Regions from separate parts of the Mus musculus genome. Here region 2 is linked to region 1. The links are chromatin loops, found by intact Hi-C in ENCODE. Cell type or tissue: left cerebral cortex. All regions are shown on one strand. Links, peaks and the distances in the headings refer to the core of each region. The heading gives the core; the rest is flanking DNA.

The links. Hi-C counts contacts between places; a loop is a spot of excess contacts. Peaks named below come from ENCODE experiments on the same cell type or tissue, not always from the same donor. Only the 100,000 strongest peaks of a DNase experiment are listed, where the experiment ranks them.
Region 2: it touches region 1 in a loop (7-fold over the local background); 2 of 42 quality-filtered maps call a loop at or near these places.

The regions. Positions count from the first base shown.
Region 1 is chr7:75,582,337-75,590,525 of GRCm38, reverse strand. Akap13 (A kinase (PRKA) anchor protein 13) reads right to left here. Exons shown (of 37, transcript NM_029332.1): 5 at 4,186-4,369. Among named protein-coding and RNA genes, the nearest start is that of Akap13, 130 kb to the right of the region's middle. In left cerebral cortex, for the core only: no CTCF peak of the experiment used is centred there; DNase peaks (open chromatin) are centred at 2,580 and 4,066.
Region 2 is chr7:75,630,309-75,638,497 of GRCm38, reverse strand. All of the region lies in intron 8 of Akap13 (A kinase (PRKA) anchor protein 13), which reads right to left. Among named protein-coding and RNA genes, the nearest start is that of AU020206, 150 kb to the left of the region's middle. In left cerebral cortex, for the core only: no CTCF peak of the experiment used is centred there; a DNase peak (open chromatin) is centred at 4,165.

The sequences.
Region 1 (8,189 bases), core at 2,119-7,118:
CTTCCAGAGGACCCAGGTTCAGTTCCCAAAATTAACATGGTGACTTACAACCATTTAAAACTCCATTTTCAGGGGGATCTGATGCCCTCTTCTCAACTCCATGGGCACCAGGTATTCAAGTAGTTAGTGCACATAGATACATAAAAGCAAAACATTAATACACATAAAATAAATCTTTAAGAAATAATTTAAAAATTTAAGATATAAAACTGATTGAATGAACACAAAAATTCTATTAAGAATGAGTTGCGATATGGGAACTGACCTGAAATGTGAAATGATTTGCAAGTACAAAATGATGTCATGTGGCCATTGTGTGCCCTTAGGCCTCTATGAATGATATAATTGCAAACAACATCACCCAGGCCATCCATTGTCCATCATTAAGGGAAGGATGTTTGGGATGGTACTATCTTGGTGGTCATTGTTATACCTTTACTTTTGTTCAGAAGATCTTTGTAAAGAATCCTTTACAATCTATTTTCCTGTTGCTTTAAAAAAAAACCAAAAACAAAAACAAACAACCAAACAAAAACAACGTAAGGATTTACTCTGGCTCACAGGTTTCAGCCCATCTTGGCCGGGAAGTAAAGGAAGCAGAAGCATCAACTAGCTGGTCATACTATATTCACGATCAGGAAACAGAGCTTCGTTTCTCCACTTACACAGTTTAAGACCCAGCCAGGGAGCGGGGCCACCTACAGTGGGCGTCCTTCCTACCTCAATAAATTCAGTCAAGATAATCTTACCTAGACATGCCCAGAAACCCATCTGGAGGTGATAGGAGAGTCTGTCAAGCTGACAATTACAGTAACCATCATAGACTAGAAGGTAAATAGCTATTTAGTTGTTTGGTTTTTTTCTCGTAGGTGCATAACCCCTCCTCAGAGATGTGATGAAAGAGGTAGGCTTTGGCTGAGAGATGTTTCAGTCATGTACTTGTGCAAGCAAAAGATCCGAGTTCCTATTTCTAGCACCCACATAAAATGTTAGCCATGGTAGACTAGACACATCGCCCTAGTGCTAGGGGGTGGAGACAAGAGAATCAGGGTGCTGCTCAGGCAGTCTAGCTAAAACCAACCAACCATTCAACCAACCAACCAACCAAACAATGCTCTTGTTTTAGGACAAAACAAAAACCTTTCAGGTGGAGCAATAGAGGAAGTCACCCTGTGTTGGCCTCTGCCCTCCATTGGTAAGTATTCTACATATATGCCCCAAAGAGCTAAGAGTGCAGCTCAGTAGTAAAAGGTACAAGTGGACCATTCCTAAAGCCCTGGGCTCAGCCCCTCAGTACCACAAAAGGAAGGGGAAAGAAAAAGAATGAGGGACAGAGAAGGAGACAGCATGAATCAGACCTATGAGGAAGAAAATTAAAATGTGAGGGAAAGACAGGCAAGTCATCCAATATCTAATGATTTTAGTACATACTGGAGAGATGTGAGTCGGCAGTTCTTAACTTTCAAAAAAACTTTTACGAATGAGTCTTCTAAAACAAACCCTTTCCTCAGGAAAGTCCGTACGTTCTCTGTATTTGAAAGAGTACAGATCTCCCCCTCAGACTCCCACAAGGACCCCACAAGCAGAAAGAGCAATGAACAGTCTGTTAAGAGATTTGTCACTCATTTCAGACTTACCACCTCTTACCATAGTCCAGTTAATTTGCCTGATTCCTCTCTAATGTACACACTTTGTTTATTCATCTGTTGACCAAAATTCAGGTTACTTCTCTTCTGCCTTTTAACTTTATTTGGGCCTTTAAAAAACTGACATTAAAAACAAAACAAAACAAAAAAACAACCCTGCATACTTATGGTGTGATTATTTTGACAGGTATATACAGTATAAATCAACCCCCTTAACATACCCATCATCTTATCCATTATGAGAACATTTAAATCTCTTTTGGAATCTTAAAATATATAACATTATTCTGATAACACAGCTGAATCATTTTTGGTTTTGAGCTAGGGTCTCTCTACATAGCCCTGGCTATTCTAGAGCAACCTATATAGACCAGGGTGCCTCAAACTCATAGAGATCCACTGCCTCCCAAGTGCTGGAATTCAATTTGTGTGCTACCATGCTCACCTGACAGTTGAATCTTAAGGATATTACATGATATTAAAGAAACTAGGTGTGGAAGGATAAATGTTCTACCTTCTGCTTATGTGAGGTATTCAGAATGGGGATTCTTGGAGAAAGAAAGAAGAACAGAGGTTACCAGGGGGTGGGGACAGAGTGAATACAGAGCTAGTGTTTCATGGGTACAGGGTTCCTATGTGAGTTCATGGTAGGTTCTAGAAATCGATAGTAGTGATAGTTATATAACACTGTGAGTTATGTAACCAAATTTGGCCAAAAGAGTACAATACAAGAGAGACACAGAGACAGATTGACAGACAGACAGACAGACAGACAGACAGACAGAATGAGTCCCACAACACAGAGAAAAAAATGATTTCTCCCGACCTACCATCATGGCTAAATTCTAGCAAAGCCTACTGGTATTCAACTACGACAGAGAATAAGGAGAACCACATCTACTTTTTCTCTGGGCAGCTGTGACTCAGCACTTTCCTTGGCTTTAAACCAGTGACTACCCAGAGGAATTCACTAAGGCAGAGGCACCTGCAGTAAGCGCGCATGCTCTCAACACCATCCTCTACTTCATCTCTCGGCTGGACTTCCCCTCACCTTCCCCTGTAAGATGAATCATTAGTGACCTTCAGTTTTAAAGTAAAAATCTCCAAGAATAATTATATCCCAAATTTCAAATCATGCTACAATAACCATCTTGTGACACCCAGGTCTAAACATATAATGAAGCTGTTGCAACCACCTTATTTCCCCATTTGGACGGCAGTCCATAACAAGCTCCACTTCCCAGCAAACACCCAGCTGTAACATCAAATCCGGAGGAACTGCCTTTGAAAATAGTAATAGCTGTTCTGAGTTAATTGTTTTAATTTTTAGAACAATGCAGCCCTCTCTGAAACCATGAGGCAAACCACAGAATGAAACTGATCACAGGCCAGAAGGTAAGCATGGAGGAACAGAATAGACTACATTCTGGAATGTGAGAGCTCAGGTGTCCAAAGCTCATCCAAGATGAAGAGTGCCCTTCTTTCCACTGTTGCATCTCAGCACCTCTCATTGCAAAGCTGTCTGCAACGACGTTTCTGCCTGGCTTGACTGGGAAAGCTATAAGCCCAGCAAGTGCAACAAACAACAGGAGCAACAACAACAACAAAAAGAGTTCCGCTTATATAACTGTAAGCTGTCTTAAATTCTAGAGTCCTCGTCCTGGTCCTTCCTGATTACCTTGTTCACATGTGATTAACAATGACATGGATATCCAACTACATGAAGTTTGACTCAAGCAAAGGATAATATGTGGGACTCTGGAAATACTGCCTGAGTTTACAAGGATCCCTCAATAGGAGAAACAGGGAACCAATACAGTTTTGGCTCACATGATAGAAAAATCATGATCATAAAACTAGTAAAAATATACTAAGCAAGAAAATATTCCAACGAAGAAGCATTGGCTACTGTCAAGCATTTATTCCTTTATTTATAAAGGAAAAACACATTCTTCAATGTTTTGACTAGTAGTCTTCCTCCACAGGAGGCTTTAAAGAAACACAGAACTGACCCCAAAGACAAACAGGATTTCCTACTGCATACTTCTACAACAATGTAACTGCTTTTAACTGTACTCATAAGAAACTACTTCTCTTAACTTTATGCACAGAAATCGCATTCAAACCAAAATTCAACTTTTACCATATTTTATATACAATTACAATACCTAACTATTAACTTCTAATTATCTTGTTCATGTCCTGAAGACATTACAGGAAAAAAACAAAACGTATCACAGGAAAACTTGTTTCTTCCTCTACTCGGTCATATAATCTATACATTAGTAACATTACACTACCTCCACGGACAAGATGCCATTGCGTTCTCAATAAAAGACAGTGGCAAGAAGCAGTGAAAACAGAGACAAGAGAAAGAAAAGTGGTAACATGACTCACGCGGGGCTCCTACAACGAAGCAGTTGGCAGGAGCAAGCTTCCAGCCCTCCTGCAGCACAGGCGAGGTGCAGAGCCAGTGGGCTGTACTGCTCTGAAATGTGGGGTGGAGACTGACAAGAGGGGACCGGGAAGAGACACTCACTCAGTCAGAAGCTGGTGAAGTTCGTGATAACCTCGCTCCAGTGCCAGGCTCACAGGCGTTGCCCCTTCCTTGTTGTGGATGCTGAGAGCTCCACGGCCACCTGGCTTCTGTAACAGGAACCATGTCAACCGCAGCAGTCCCAGCCGCACAGCAAAGTGCATCAGGGTTTCCCGAGGGCCACCGTCTGTGAACGGGGGAAGAGCATGAAAATTAAAGCCTGTAACAACCACCACCAACAAAGAGCCAAACCCCACTGGCAATAGAAGACCAGTCTAGGCAGACACACTGTTGCCTTCAAGTATCTAGCACCGTGAAGGTCATCTGTAACATGCAGCCAACAACTTTATTCCAGGTAAAAATCGCCTTTCAAGTAAAGGCAAAAATAAAGCTAGAAAAAAATTGTGACACAAAATCTTCAACAGCAGACAAATACGCACATAGAGAACCAAGCCATAGCTGTGCTTTTTCAGAGAGGTTAATACAGGTGTCCCCACTATGCTCCTTCCATTAAAAAACAAACAAACAAACAAACAAACAAAACCAAAAACAAAACAAAAACAAAAAAACGACAACAATAATAGAAGTAAATGCAGTTCCTTGGATCTAAGGTGAACAGTTTTCAGGACTCAAATGGGTATAATCTGAAGGGTATAATTACTTTTTAAAGAACGCTCAGACAGGAATTGGCTAGTTAAACACTACAAACAGGTTAGACTTGTTAAGTACATACAGGTCTTTAGTCCCTCACACTAAGGGCATATCGAATTTCTGGCACTACCAACCTTGTGTTTGCTTAATGAGAAAACGAAATGAATCTTCAGGTACAATGGGATGAACTGTAAGACTACACTAATAACTTTCGGCGAGAAAACAAGTGCTTGGGCTGAGTTCACTAGAAATGAGGGATCCTTCTTGGCATACTGGGTCACTAAGAGTGTGGGTAGGACAAGAAAGGGCTTCAGATCAGGCAAAAGTGGGTCCAGGCCTGGCCTTAATCATAGAAGTGACTAGGCATGGCTCACTTGCTTCTCAGAGCTTCACTTTCATATTCCCGTGAGCAAGCCACCATCCCCTCACTGAGAGCTGCTGTAACAGAGAAGGGTAGGTGAAATGCTAGACTAACGCCTGGCTGTAGGGTCCTTCACCCTTTCTCTGCCTCTGGCCCTGTTCTTGGGCTTCGAAGTACATGCTAACTTCACTAGCAACACCCTTTTCCTAGCTCATTGTCTTGTGTGAGGGCAGGTCCTAGGGCCAAAGCATTCTAGACTTCTTGGATGAACCTAGTGTTTTCCTTTTGTCAGATTCTTCTATATGTGAATATCACAACAGGAGTGAACAATGAGGTGCATTTTTTAAAAATAATTTTTAAAAAGAGATTTCATTTCTTTGGGGCTGGGGGACTTTTCACGACAGTGCAGTATCTGAGAGAAGAGGGAGCTGGAGTTCCAGGGAGCTGTGAGCACCTTGACTTGAGTGTTGGGAACTGAACGCAGGTCCTCTACCAGTTCTTAATCACGGAGATATTTATCCAGTCCCGAACTCACTGTTTCCTAATGTCACTTGCCTGTGACCAATATAAATTTCATTAAAAGCAAATGGTCTTTCATGTTTCTCTCCCAAATCCTATTTATGCATGGATCAACTCAAGATTTGCTATGTGTTCAAGCACAAATGGAGACTAAAATCAATGCTTCAGGGATGGGGCAGGGGTGCAGGGGACTGCTCAAGAACAGAACACTTGCTGAGCAAACATGGGGGCTGGGTTTGATTCTCAGGATTCTTAAGAACTAAACCTTACTCCCACAAGAAACCAGAGAAAATAATGTCCTTGAAGAAATAATTATGTTTCCAATCATAAAGCTTTAATAAATATAGCCTCTGAAGAAGTGGCAAGACTTAGAGAAAAGGCAGAAAAAACTCTCATCAGTATTAAATACTTCTGACTTGTGCTTTATGCCTCTCACAAACATCCTGACAACCTTATCAAAACACCAAAGTGCTAAGCACTTACAGACCAGGAAATATGTGGGTATGTTTTTTCCAGAGCTGGTTAAGTCCAGCCTTATCAGGTATTATGTCCTTAAAGTAGCTTCCTTTCCAGCCTCTACTCTTTTAAGTTCCTTTGTTCTGAGTCACCATAAGGCGAGTTACCATAAAGCCCAAAGCCCAATGCGGCTGCTTTCAGCCCCACTCCCCATCTTCTATTAGCATTTAAAGCACATGTAATTTGGAAGAACAATGCATTCATCAGATATTCAACAACTTATGTCCTACAATAAATATTCTATCAATGTATTTGCTTTATCAAGTATTTATTCTTCAAGTATTTACTCATTCAAAGGGAGCTGAAGACACCAGACTAACTTGATGGGTACCATCAACTAGAATTCAATATGGGAATTAAATGACTAAGATACAGGAAAATACAAGTATAACATTTGATACTCTTTTGAGACAAGGTCTCACTATGTAGTTCTGCCTGTCCTAGAACTCGCTATAAAGACCAGTCTGGCCTTGAAACTCAGAGAGATCTGGCTGCTTCTGCTTGTCGTGTGCTGGGATTAAAGGCAAGTACCACCACCTCTAGCCCATTTGACACCTGGATTGTCAAACTCCCATCAAAATGTAGAACATTATGAACATCACACAAAGTTCCTTTATGCCCTTTTCTGGTCAGGGCTTCATTACTAAAGCCAACCACTACTTTGAGTTTTTCATGCTTTTTGCCTATTTGAAAAGTTCATATAAGTGAAATGCTACATAAGGCTACTTTCATCTTTTCTGAGATTTACAATACAGCTGTCATGTGGTGTTCCATTTTATTTTTGAGTAAAACCACTTCGTATTTATATCTCAGATTGGTTAAATAACCATCCACACTTTTTCATATTTTACTGTGTCTTCATGTAAATTAAAGTCATGTGAATTAGGTTCAAAAGAGGGCAAAGTTAGCAATGTAAGTGGACTTTTACCCAGGCTGCTTTGCTCTCACAGCATGGAGCTCTGCCATTAACCTCTACCTCCCAGACTGCTCCTCCTCCTCCTCTCAAGTTTCAGAATTCATAATTTCCATTTGCTGGTTCCCCAGCCCATGATTCTTGGTGTTCTTCTGTACTTGGAGAGTTATCAAACTTTTGTGGGGTAGGTTGGAGGCGCTTGTGGGAGTGGTGACCAGGGAGCTCCCAGGGTCTGTCTCCACCACCCAGCACTGGTGTTTGAAATGGAAGCCACTACACTTGGCTTTTTACAGGGTGCGGGGACCCAAACTTAGATTGCCATGCTTGTACAGCAACATTTTTACCCCAAACCACCTCCTCAGCGTCAACTTTCTTTTAGGTTGTTAGCTATATTTCCTACATTGTCATCTGGGTCCTTCATCACAACAGGGATGTAACTGTATCAAGGGAATCAGCACGTTCGTGTGCCATTTCCAGCAGCTTCCTTTTTGTTTTTGTCCTCCTAGTTGTTTCTCCTGCAGGTACACTTAGGGCCCCAAGTTTTGGTTGAGTTTCTTTTTGACTGCTGTATTAGTTATTTCTCCCAAAGTTGTGATCAAAATACCTGACAGAAACAACTAAGGAAGGAAGGAAGGCTCTGTTTTGCTCTTGGTATCAGAAATTCCATTCAATGACAGCAGGGGAAAACAGCAGTGCAAGGATGTAGCCAAAGCTTATTCACATGGCACCACCCAGAGCAGCAGTTTAGAACTGGGCTGGAAGGAGGAGGTATCAACTCCAACAACCTGCCCCTGGTGACCTCTCCTACCAGCCAGGTCCAAGCTCCTGCAGGTTCCATAACCTTAAAAATATCACTCAAAAAATGTAGAGCAGTCTAGATTCAAATGGTACCAACCACACTATCGTGGCTTGGTTAAACTACAGAGGAGGAGAGCAGAAAGGGCTGTAAGCTCCAACTGCTGTCTGCTTTCATGGTGGAGGCACTTTCATAGAGCTGCCCAGAGCTGCAAGAAAGCTGAAGTACCCAAAAGGCATTCAACCACAAGG
Region 2 (8,189 bases), core at 1,166-6,165, 49 kb before region 1:
AAAAGGAGGGAGAGAGAGAAGAGGGAAGAAAAAGAGAATAACAGAATTTCAATGGGAAAACCTGATAGTTTAGTCTGTAGAACAAGTTTCCTGAAGCAAGATGATACTGGTAGAATGCTTGGCTATGTCTCTTGTTCACTAAGAAATCAATCAATCAATCAATCAATCAATCACTCTCTCTCTCTCTCTCTCTCTCTCTCTCTGTCTCCCCTCCGTCTCCCTCCCTCTCTGTGTGTGTGTATGTGTGTGTGTGTGTGTGTGTGTGTGTGTGTGTGTATGTTTGTTCCAAGAAAGACCAATAAGGTGGCCAGGTATGGTAACAGACATTTGTGAATTTGTGATCTCAACTATTTACTGCTACTTTTTAATTTTCCAGCAGTGTTCCTTTGAGGCCTGATCAAGAGAGTATCACACAAGGGCAGTCTTGCACTGGCCAAAACAAAGCAAAACCTATTCTTTCCACCTCTTACCCCCACCCATCTCAGTGGTGATGGTGACAAGAATTTCTTCTCAGATGAAGACATCTGGCTTCAGTAACTAAGAACTTTTATTCCAACAAAACAAGCACAAACAATATACTTCCATTCTGTTTCCCCTCTAAGGTGTTAATAATAAGAAGGGCATGCTTTCTCCACACTTTAGTCCTTTCCAATGCATTGCACAACAGTTCTGTTTTTGTTTTGCTGTTTGCATACACAGTGATACACTAGGGCTAGGAATGCTAAGTGCAAAGCTGCTATAGCAGGCAGAGGAAAGACAGCAGATCAAAGGAGCAGTGGTGAACCCACACACCTATGGTCACTTGATCTTCGACAAGGGAGCTAAAACCATCCAGTGGAAGAAAGACAGCATTTTCAACAATTGGTGCTGGCACAACTGGTTGTTATCATGTAGAAGAATGCGAATCGATCCATACTTATCTCCTTGTACTAAGGTCAAATCTAAGTAGATCAAGGAACTTCACATAAAACCAGAGACACTGAAACTTATAGAGGAGAAAGTGGGGAAAAGCCTTGAAGATATGGGTACAGGGGAAAAATTCCTGAACAGAACAGCAATGGCTTGCTCTGTAAGATCGAGAATTGACAAATGGGACCTAATGAAACTCCAAAGTTTCTGCAAGGCAAAAGACACCGTCAATAAGACAAAAAGACCACCAACAGATTGGGAAAGGATCTTTACCTATCCTAAATCAGATAGGGGACTAATATCCAACATATATAAAGAACTCAAGAAGGTGGACTTCAGAAAATCAAATAACCCCATTAAAAAATGGGGCTCAGAACTGAACAAAGAATTCTCACCTGAGGAATACCGAATGGCAGAGAAGCACCTGAAAAAATGCTCAACATCCTTAATCATCAGGGAAATGCAAATCAAAACAACCATGAGATTCCACCTCACACCAGTCAGAATGGCTAAGATCAAAAATTCAGGTGACAGCAGATGCTGGCGTGGATGTGGAGAAAGAGGAACACTCCTCCATTGTTGGTGGGATTGCAGGCTTGTACAACCACTCTGGAAATCAGTCTGGCGGTTCCTCAGAAAACTGGATATAGTACTACCGGAGGATCCAGCAATACCTCTCCTGGGCATATATCCAGAAGATGCCCCAACTGGTAAGAAGGACACATGCTCCACTATGTTCATAGCAGCCTTATTTATAATAGCCAGAAGCTGGAAGGAACCCAGATGCCCCTCAACAGAGGAATGGATACAGAAAATGTGGTACATCTACACAATGGAGTACTACTCAGCTATTAAAAAGAATGAATTTATGAAATTCCTAGCCAAATGGATGGACCTGGAGGGCATCATCCTGAGTGAGGTAACACATTCACAAAGGAACTCACACAATATGTACTCACTGATAAGTGGATATTAGCCCAAAACCTAAGATACCCAAGATATAAGATACAATTTCTTAAACACATGAAACTCAAGAAAAATGAAGACTGAAGTGTGAACACTATGCCCCTCCTTAGAAGTGGGAACAAAACACCCTTGGAAGGAGTTACAGAGACAAAGTTTGGAGCTGAGATAAAAGGATGGACCATGTAGACACTACCATATCCGGGGATCCATCCCATAATCAGCTTCCAAATGCTGACACCATTGCATACACTAGCAAGATTATGCTGAAAGGACCCTGATATAGCTGTCTCTTGTCAGAGTATGCCTGGGCCTAGCAAACATAGAAGTGGATGCTCACAGTCGGCTATTGGATGGATCACATGGCCCCCAATGAAGGAGCTAGAGAAAGTACCAAAGAAGCTAAAGGGATCTGCAACCCTATAGGTGGAACAACATTATGAACTAACCAATACCCCGGAGCTCTTGACTCTAGCTGCATATGCATCAAAAGATGGCCTAGTCGGCCATCACTGGAAAGAGAGGCCCATTGGACACGCAAACTTTATATGCCCCAGTACAGGGGAACGCCAGGGCCATAAAAGGGGAGTGGGTGGGTAGGGGAGAGGGGGTGGGTGGGTATGGGGGACTTTTGGTATAGCATTGCAAATGTAAATGAGCGAAATACCTAATAAAAAATGGAAAAAAAAAAAAAAAGGAGCAGTGGTTTCCATTCAAGTGGGTGGAGAGTAAGAGAAGGGTTAAAATCTTAACAAGAATAGGATTCTGGACACTGAGAGTCAGAGAGGGAAGAGCACTTTAAGGGTCATATTTGACTAGATGTCTGCTTGGACAATGAATTAAAAGGAGGCATTCAGTAGAGGAATTGACAGCAGGAGAGATTAGGTACATTTAGGACTAGATTACAGAGATGTCCAAGACAAGCTGTGTGGTAAGTGGCAGAACTAATGTTTATGTCTAGAAATTGGGAGAATGCTTAAGAATTAGGTATACAGATCTGGAAATCAAAACACAGATAAGAAATCGAGAAAATTCAAAGAAAAAAAGTACCTCCCAGCAGGACCAGTAAGTAGTGTCAAATGCTGAGAAAGAGGAAGAGTGTGAGTGAGATGGACTTGGCAGTGTAAATGTTTCACGGGACATGAAGCTACCTCCGCATCAGTGACCAGAATGCCTGACAGAAACAAGGAAAGGGAGGAAAGGTATTACAGGGGAACTGAGTCCTATCTGAATTCCTTCGTGACCAGGATGTGCTGGCACAGAGGTTCTCTCTCTGTCTCTGTGTGTGTACCACAAGCTTCATACTGCCCACACTCTTCATTGCAACTCATTTTCCACTACTCTCTGCAAGGTCAATGTATAAAAAGCTGGTGTCTCCAAGTTCCAAGATTATGATGCAGTTTGCCCTACTTTAATTTCCCAGCTCACTTTAACTTCTAGGATCATCCCTCTTTTCCCAACATCTTTTGGATGTTGGTATGCCTTTACCAACATTTACCCCTCAAATCTCACTTTATGAACTCAGATCTCTTTATCCATAGTCATTCCTACAGCTCTTCTTTGAAGTACTATGGCACTGGCTCTATGGTGGCTTCCCCTATAATCACGGGTACTGCCTGCTTGATCTGCCTCTAAGTAGAAGATGATCACTTTAAAATCAATAGCATTTACTTTTTCTTTATAGTGCCCAACGCACTTTAAGGCACATAGGCCAGATGGTGACAGATTATGTCTTTGTTCACTACTGTATCATAATCCTAAAACTCCCTTAATAGCTGACCAAATTTAGTTATTAAACAATTCAAGGATGTCAGGACTGGGGCTTGAAAGATGACTTGGTAAAAAGCACTTGCCCCACAAGCTGGACAAACTGAGTTTGGATCCCTAGGATTCACATAGAAGCTAGTCATGGGAATGGGAGGGGAAATAGAATCTGCAGAAGCCTGTGACTGCGCGCACGCATACATACACATACACACACACACACACACACACACGCAGAGAGAGAGAGAGAGAGAGAGAGAGAGAGAGAGAGAGAGAGAGAAGGTGCGCACATCTGTGCTAGCATAAACAAATGAAAAGTTGAAGTTTGAAAGGTATGAACAGACAACCCCTCCCCTGAAATAAAAACTTCAAAATAACCGTAAGTTTAGGAAAAATTGAATCCCAATATAAAAGCAGTGCGTATTACTTTAGGAGATGACTTGTTCCTCTGATTTTTCTCTTCACAGCAAGAAGGAATAACTCTGGTACAGTCATTCTGTAAGAGAAGCCAAGAAATGATTCAGCTTCCCATGGAAGACCTTCCTCATCACTCCCAGCGAACTCACCACAGTACAGTCATGCTTTCCAGAGCGCAGAAGTACAGCTTGCTCTTTTTTTTTTTTTTTTTAAATCAAGGTTCAAAAGACAAAGCAAAAAAGAAAAGTCCGCTGTGGGAGAAACAATATCAAAAACCCACTGTAGGACTTTCCTGTCAGGTTTATGTCAGTATTTATGTGTCCCCCAAACAAAAACTGATTCTCACACTGGAAGCGATCTGAACATCTACTCCCTGTAGACTAGCATTCATAATATGGGGAGACACCATCAGAGGTGCCAAGGGAGCAAAGCAATCAATAGCCTTGCACAGCTGTGACATTTATCATTCACAACAATGACCAGCAAGGCACTTTCATCTTAGCCACCAGCTGTTTAACTGGACTTAAAGACAGCTCAATAAAAAGGAAAGAAAGAGCGTCTGTACTAAGAAAGAATGCCTGTACTATAAATCTAGCCAACTCTCCAGAACTAGTGAGGTCACAGATCTTGGAGGGAAACCTACCACCATCACTTTCCTAAGTCAATATGTACCAACTGCATTCTAAACACTTACTTGGATTACCCTCAGATAATTATAGCTCTCACTGGCCATCAGAGGGTTTTTTTGTTTTTTCCTAGAAAACAAAGTCCATTACAGAAAGCCACAATTGTCAATATACTGAGAACAACTGGTCTGGGGTGCTGTACTGGGTGGCTTTGTGTCAACTTAACACAAGCTAGAGTCATCAGAGAGGAAGGAGCCTCAGTTGAGGAAATGCCTCCATCAGATGCAGCTGTAAGGCATTTTTTTCAACTAGTGATCAATGGGGGAGGGCACAACCTATTGTGGGTTCTATAAGAAAGCAGGCTGAGCAAGCCAGTTAGCACCACCTCTCCATGGCCTCTGCATCAGCCCCTGCTTCCATGCCCTGTTTGAGTTCTTATTCTGAATTCCTTCTATAATGAACAGTAATACAGAAGTGTAAGCCAAATAAACTTTTTTTTCCTCCCCAATTTGCTCTTTGGACATGGTGTTTCATTGCAGCAAAAGAAACTCTAAGAGGGGTGCCCAATTTAAATGGAAACATCAACAAGACAACTGCACACCCAGGACTCAGGGAACATTGTTGTGGCAGAAAGACTGTTAAGAGCCGGAGGACCAGGAAGTCTGCTGAGTATGTCTTGTGACAGGAGGATTGCGTCCATAAAACATCAACAATGTGTTGCCTAGACAATACCACAACAATGAAAATACCGACTGACATGCTAAGGTGAATGGGAGAAATCTCATGGGGCTCCAACCTTAGATGGAAATTCACTGGCAATTAACAACTGTTTAGAGAGGGCCCCCTAAATAAAGTTATCCCATGCCAAATGCTTAGTCCTGAAATCATATACATACAAGCAACCCTCAACTGACTCTGAAGGTTTTACTTATATAGTTTTGTTTACATACATATATAGCAACAACAACAATAAGATGTAGGAGGCCATGCATTTGAGCAGAGGGGTCTGGAAGAGGCTGGAGGGAAGAAAGGGATGAGGAACGCGCCCCCGTAATTGTATCCAATCAAAACAGGTATTTCTATGTTCTGGAAAAATTTCAAGAGGTGTAACAAAACTTTTACTCCCAGAATAAATCCCAAGACTGTACATAGGAAGTTGCTATACAAACACATACTGAAAACGGGAAAGCCAGGTGTGGTAGTACATCCCTAAAACCCAGCACTTGTGGGTAGTGACACAAGGGACCAGAAGTTTAAGGTCAGTATAAGCTGCATAAAAAAACCTGAAGCCAGCTTAGGCTATAAGAGACCATGTCTTAAAAAAAAAAAAGTCAACCAACCGAGTAAAGAGTGGTAAAGAGTGGGTAATGGCCATCAAACTGAAATACATGCCAGTGCTCACAGCACACTACAGGAAGCACAGGATGACCCAGGAACTGAGAGTCTGTTAGGCCAGAACGGGACAAGATGAATGCTGAATGAAGCCAGACTACCTTGAGTCAATAAATTATGGCTTCCAATCTATAAAATGGCAATAAAACTAATAAAGCCAGCTATAGGAGAAGTTATGAGAATACATGGATTAAGGTATGAAAAGTATTTGTAGCACTATTGTGGCATATTAGTTGCTGCAATTCTTATTTCTGAGCATTGTTGTTTTTTATCTTATCAAAAAGAGTACTTTAAGCCAGTCTTCAAGGAGACATATGTGCTAAAACAACTAATTACGATAAATCCCTACAAATTTAGAATTGAAGGAACAAAACATTTGTGATGGATAAATCCTTGGTTGTCTACTTGACATCTAGAATTAACTAAGACCAAGCAAAAATATTTTTCTTGGTTGGACTATTTGAGGTGGGAGACCCATTTGAAATTCAGATTACTTGAAGTCAGAGGATCAACCCTAAATCTGGGTCCCACCTTCTGCTGTCAGAATACCAAGGTAGCCTGCAGGCCAGCAGCTCTCTTAGGACTTAACAACTACCAGATTTTTGTCCTTTCCATCAACAGACAGCCATAGCTAGATTACTTGGACCACAGCTTGTACACCACTCTAATAAAGTCTCTGTGTGTGTGCGTGTGTGTGTGTGTGTGTGTGTGTGTGTGTGTGTGTGTTCTATGTGTTCCATTCCTTTAGAGAACCGTTACTAATACAACATGTTTGCTGAAATCAGACTACTACCTTCTCACTGCATAGGTTTTAAACCTTATTATGAGAGCAGCAGGGGTGTTTCTTCAGGGTGTGTTAGTGCAGAACTTTAATTCCAGAACTTGAGTGGCAGGTGCAAGTGGATCTCTGTGAGTTCCAGGCCATCCTGGTCTGGTGATTTCCAGGACAGTCGGGACTATAGGGTGGGATGAAGCATGATGGCATGAAAATTTTATCAAACTCCACTGAATAGTACACAAATTTAAAACTTACAAGGTATTTCTTGAATTTGTCAATTAAAAATTTTAGACCAAGATGACTGCAGGATAATTGTTGCTGCAGGAAGTGAATGGATCTCTCTCCCCCCACCCCACTCCTCCTCCTTCTTCTCCCTTCTCTCTCTCTCTCTCTCTCTCTCTCTCTCTCTCTCTCTCTCTCTCACACACACACACACACACACACACACACACAGAGAGAGAGAGGGGGGTAATAGTGGGGAACCTGAGGGCCAGAGATAGAGAGAGAGGTAATAGTGGGGAACCTTAGGGCCTGAAGAGGAGCTGTCAGGTAGGAACCGTATTCTAAGGAACGGATTAAACTGTATAAGTAGCCTAAGTTCAAAAGGTTTTTAAAAATGTATTGCTGTTTACATATGTGTGTGTTGAACATACCATAGTGTGTCTGATCAAATTTGTGGAGCTGGTTCTTTCTTCTCACCTTTATAGGAGTTCTGAGAATCAAAATCAGGCTGCCAGGCTTACACAAGTGACTTTACTCATTGAGCCATTTCACCAATCCCAGAAGCCACTTACTAATAAAATTATATATTATCCCATAAATTTCTGATAGGGAGAGAGGCATTAAGAAAAAGGGTATTGGCCACTATAAATAAATGGTATTAGTAGTTAGACCTTATTAATAAATTATCTGAAAAGAAATTAATCAGCAAACAAAATAAACTCTCTACTTGTTCTGAATACCTCCTTTAACCTCCTTTAACCTAGTGTCAGATTCCCTGGAACTGGAGTTACAGATGGTTGTGAGCCATCATGTGAGTGCTGAGAACCCTACCAAGGCCCCCTGCAAGAGCAACAAGGGCTCTAAAACAAACAAGCCAGCTCCAGCACCCAATCTGTTTTAGTACCAACTCCTGCCAAGGTATTAATTTTGCACCCCAACTAACATAACTTAAAGTTTTGTTCTATGAATCTAGCCAATAAGATTTTTTTTAAAGGATGCAGTAAATATATTTTTTGTATGTAGATTTCTGAGAAGCAATACAGAAATTTGTTAGCTAGCTAGGTCCCTGCCCTGCTAGCATTTTCTGTATTTCCTTTCCTTGGAAGACATTCACCATA